2 separate regions of the Homo sapiens genome follow, and region 2 is linked to region 1. A link is a loop called in an ENCODE intact Hi-C map of the cell type or tissue named here. Cell type or tissue: IMR-90. All regions are shown on one strand.

Region 1 (2,500 bases):
AGTCTGAATGGATGATAGAAGCCACGGATAAGAGGGAAAGAACTTGGAGGACATACTGTACAAATCAGAAGGACAGGAAATCTCCTTGTCTTTCTATAGATACACAGAACTAAGGAAGGATCCAGGGAAAGTAGACACAAACTCAACAAAGCAACAAGGTCCATCCAAGATCTGGTTCCAGAGCTGACTGGGCATTCCAGGTCACTTGACAGATGGTGGTAGGAGATGCATTCGTGGGACCTGGGTGGTGTACATCACCCAGGCTGGCCTCTCCAACCTGCCCTCAGTGCAGTCCAACATTGAGAACACAGGCAAAGGTGGAGAGTGGGTTTTGACTCAAGCTTTTGGCCTCTTGCATTTAATCATCCAAGTGTGGCCTTTCCCAGTTAAGGCAAACAAACCTTAGAGTTCTCGTCACTTTTCAAGGTTTCTGGAAAGAAAAGGCCTATGAGCTCTTGCCAAGGCGGCTGCATTCAGTTGTCAGTTGTGCAGGTTTTGCTTTGCAGAAAGGCTTCCAGAAGGGCTGGTCCATCTGGAGGGGACACGTTTTTCTAACTCACACAAAGACATCTATGTTGACTGGCCTTGGCCAGGGCCTTGTGGTAAATTTTGGCAGAATAGAGCCAAAACCAGAAAAAGAGATTCAGTGGAGAAAACCCTAAATTGGATGAATTTTTACTTTTCAACCCATAATATGGCTTCTGTAGGCCCTGATGAAATCAGTACATGTTATTGGAGAAGCCACTGAGTAGGTTAGTAGGTTGTGTAAGTCCTGGCTAGTAGATTCGGTGTTGTTAGAGAAGCCACTTGGAGTCAGATTGGATGGTGGAGAGGAGCTGATGTGAAAATGTTTGCAATTACCAGGCTCTGAGACTGCAGGGATTTGGAGAAAAAGCACATCAGTTTTGTTTTGTGACCAGGACTTTTTGAGTTGTTGCACAAATGCTGTTTGTTTGCAGAAACTCAGGAGCCCTGTACTTCTTACTCATTACCTGCTGCCACTCTCCCAAACACACCGGTGTTGGGATCCTCCCCTTCCCCAACTGGCAAAGAAGGAAAGGGTTCTTTGTGACTCAGGCTAGGAAGTGACAGGAGAGCTCACTAGAGGCTGAGGGGTGCCATCTCCATTTACAAAGCTGATAGCAAAGTAATCAAACCTAGCAGCACCAAGAGCCTGGGGCAGCTCCTTGGCAGCGCTCTCCACCACATTGTGTGCTCTGGGTCGCACAGGGCCTGTAAATTGCACAGTAATGGCTGGGTCCACAGCAGGAATAAACATGTGCTTTGAATTTTCCAAATGAGTCAGACGCACGCTGCGAGATAAATGCTGATAGCAAGCAGATGTGACATGTGCTTTTCAAGAGGATGGATGGGGGGAATTGGGGATTGGCATCTTCTACACTCTTTGAGTCAATGGACTGACACCTAATGGGACCTGGTCTTTTAACAAGAAACATTGGGTGATGGGTGACATTTTCCCCACTTCTTTCTTTCCGTAAGAGGAATCTACATTTTAAGTCTCAAATGTAAACGTGCTCTGGTTCCAATTTGTCGGCTGACTCTAATCGCCTCGGAACTTATATAAACTCTAGGTGAGTAATTTCCCCAAGTACAGTACCCTCTTGGAATGCATGAGCTGTGAACTCAGATTAAACTTTTAACCTCACATTTTTCTGGGAAGGATTATTATCCCTGTTTCTATCGTTTGAAAAGGCCATCAGAAACTCCAAAAGGTCCAGTGCTCGCAGGGGTTGAGTTAGTACACTCTCTCAAGAGCCTGTCCCCTGTGCTGAGTATGCCTGGCCTCCCAAAAATGGGATGAGAGGGTCTGTTGTGCCAGAATTAAAACTACAAGGCACCAACTCTCTTGCCTTCCTCATAACACTCTCAACTAAATGTGCAGTTTGGAGGGCCCTGTGCCCTCCCAGCTCAACTGCAAAAGCCCTGAGTGTCTTTGCTGATGCATGCCATGTGCCAGTTGCCAAGCAACATACATAACACATTCATCAGCAGAGCGTGAGGTCTGAGTCCTAAATTTCTGCTGCATTCTTCCACACTTGGCTTTCATTCACCTTGTCTCCTTCCAGCAACTGGATCAACAGATGTTAGGCTTTCCCAGAGTGTTTGGCAGAACCAGTCCCAGATGCCAAGCTTGAAGATACAACATCTCTTTGCAACCTCTAATTCCTATCACTGTACTCATTAATCACTTGCTCAAACCTTTAACTGAGTCCATTAGGACTTCAATACCAGGTGTTTTTTTTGTTTTGTTTTGTTTTGTTTTTACTGAGTTGGCATCAACATGGAAACAAGTGGACTGGTGTATTCTCCCAGAAGCTTCTCATTATTTGTACTTAGTTTCTGTTTGATCACTACCAAGAGGCAGCTGGCATGGTGTCATGGGAAGAACAGTAGGCTTGGGAGTCAAGTGGCGCTTCTGCGGACAACTCATTATGGAGCCTTGGCCAAGTCAGTATTTTCGAAAGGGCCTCAGCTTCTT
Region 2 (2,500 bases), 73 kb after region 1:
GCCCACAGAATAAATTGTCCCTTCAGTCTGGCTTCAGGCTACCCACTTTCCACCCATTCTGGCCTACTGCAGTCACCTCCGCTTATGGCCACAGAACTGCATTCTGCTTTTAGTCCTAAGGAAAGCCTTGAGTACTGTATGTGAAGAATTCCAGTGACCTGGAAAAACAAATGGAGAAAGGCGATAAAGATTATCTCCTTTCTTATCACTCAGTTATTTCTCTGCCTGGTTGATACATCCTTTTTATTTATTTAACTTAAAATGACTTAAAAGGAAACGCAAGGGGAAAATATTAAGCAGGACTTCTAAGCCCAAAGAAGTCATATTTATATAATTTCCCAATTAACTGAGAAGTCAAGAATATCAAATATCCTATCATTATACATTCAGGAATCATAGATCTCAAATTTTATAAACAAAAATGGAATCAAACCCCCCATATTACTGGCAGAAATGAACGAAATGTATGTCCACAAGATTAAACTGCTCAGGCATTGTTGACATCTCCAGAAGAATCTCACAAGGTGAAAAGAGTTACACAAAAAACCAAATGTGAAAGTAAACTACTTTTCTTTCCAACTTCATCTCTATCTGGCGTCAGGCTGAGATTGTCACAGGCTGAGATTTTGAACTCATTGTGACTCATCTGTTATGTAAGCTGTAAGAGTTGGGACTTTGTCTCTTCTCTGCACTGCTATGTTGCCATCACCCAGATGATACCTGGCTCATAGCAGGAGTGCTATGGATGCCTGGTGTGAGTGAGTGAGTGAGACTATTTTCTAACTCTCCCTTCTAAGTAGCATCCCATTTTTACTCTCACCAATCGATGGTTTCCTCTGAATTCTCTTTCATCACTAGGTTTATTTAATTGAGGCCACTCAATGTATATATATATATGTATTTTTGAGATGGAGCCTCGCTCTGTCACCCAGGCTGGAGTGCAGTGGCATGATCTTGGCTCACTGCAAACCTCCACCTCCTGGATTCAAGCAATTCTCCTGCTTCAGCCTCCCAAGTAGCTGGGACTACAGGTGCCTGCCACCATGCCCAGCTAATTTTTGTATTTTTAGTAGAGACAGGGTTTCGCCATGTTGGCCAGGCTGGTCTCGAACTCCTGACCTCAGGTGATCCATCTGCCTCAGCCCCCCAAAACGCTGGGATTACAGGCATGAGCCACTACGCCCGGCCTTCATACTCATTTTTTTTAAATCCCAAAATACACATTTGGTGTGGGGGAGTCAGTTCTACCCTGTCCCCACCCTTTGACTAAACTTCAACTGTCCTTTCCCGCTGCCTCTGGTTTTGCGGGTGTTATTGTCCAAAGATACAGGGCCATACAGGCTGTCTCCTCGGGTGACCCGAGGACACCCTGTGGCCAGTGCGGTAATGAGTCATTGTTTATAGGAAGCACCCTCCGCTGCAGATGTTCTTCCAGACCCTCCACATGAGGCAGGCTTGTCCTCTCAGGCAGCAGCCACAAGCTTCTGTGCATGAATCTGCTTCTTAGACAAGATTGAACCTTCAAGGGGTGAGTCTGGAAGCACACCTGATTTATTCGTGGAAACGTAATCAAGAACTGTTATCCATGGCAAGGTGCTGTTCTGAGCAGCAGCATCCAAGTTAAGAAGCCCCATGTGAACTCATCCTAAAGAAAACTTGTTTTTAAGAATCTCTCTCCCAAAAAAGGGAGTGAAATGTAGGAGTCATTTTCAGTAAGATTAAGTTACTATTTCTTTCTAAAGCAATCAACCTTCTACAACTCACCCAGACAATCATAACCAGTTATTTGTAATTGTAGGTTCTTGTAAATGTATATCAAAAGTCTTTCACTTTCTCTTCCTGGCTCTTGGACTTGTTAGAGGCAAGATATTGAAATGTACAAGGTCCCTCTGGGTTCTCACAAGATCATGTGTGCGTGTGTGTGTGTGTGTGTGTGTATCATGTCCTCATAATGAATAGATATTCACACACATATATACACTCATGCCCAGAAGTCAGCATTCCAGTACACATTAGAAAGTTATTCATCTAACTGTCCCAAAGCAAGATTCGCTCCCTCTGCATTCTGATGAACCAGCCTAGTGAGTTTGGTTCATGGTAGCAAAGATCACAAGCGCGCAGGGAGATGCCGCATTATGCATTACTCTGCAAAACAGCTGCTCCTTTCTCTGAATAAGAGCATGTACTGATTTTTAAACTGCATTTTCATTCCAGGATAAATGACATGCTTCAATTTTGTTTTTTTATATTCTCTGCTGCTCTTGAGTAAAGAAAAGCTCTGCATTACTGTGCAAATAACATTCAATTTCTGTTTTGCTAAAAGAAATTGGAAAGCTGGACAGCCGGATAACTGGGGTCATGGCCATGGGCCAGGAGAAGACTGTGCTGGGTTGATTTATGCTGGGCAGTGGAACGATTTCCAATGTGAAGACGTCAATAACTTCATTTGCGAAAAAGACAGGGAGACAGGTGAGCAGTAGATGGGATTTAAGAGGGAGCT

The links. Peaks named below come from ENCODE experiments on the same cell type or tissue, not always from the same donor. Only the 100,000 strongest peaks of a DNase experiment are listed, where the experiment ranks them.
Region 2: a loop joins it to region 1, with 4 times the contacts of the local background. A loop is called at or near these places in 2 of 110 quality-filtered maps.

Annotation. Positions count from the first base shown.
Region 1 is chr18:394,703-397,202 of GRCh38, reverse strand. The region is part of intron 2 of COLEC12 (collectin subfamily member 12); the gene reads left to right. The region is part of intron 1 of LOC107985155 (a long non-coding RNA gene); the gene reads right to left. Among named protein-coding and RNA genes, the nearest start is that of COLEC12, 100 kb to the left of the region's middle. RefSeq lists an enhancer at 1,992-2,500. In IMR-90, no CTCF peak of the experiment used is centred here; DNase peaks (open chromatin) are centred at 1,282, 1,562 and 1,992; H3K27ac peaks cover 1,000 bases.
Region 2 is chr18:321,631-324,130 of GRCh38, reverse strand. COLEC12 (collectin subfamily member 12) reads left to right here. Exons shown (of 10, transcript NM_130386.3): 9 at 2,324-2,469. Among named protein-coding and RNA genes, the nearest start is that of THOC1, 55 kb to the right of the region's middle. In IMR-90, a CTCF peak has its summit at 1,450; a DNase peak (open chromatin) is centred at 1,410; H3K27me3 peaks cover 630 bases.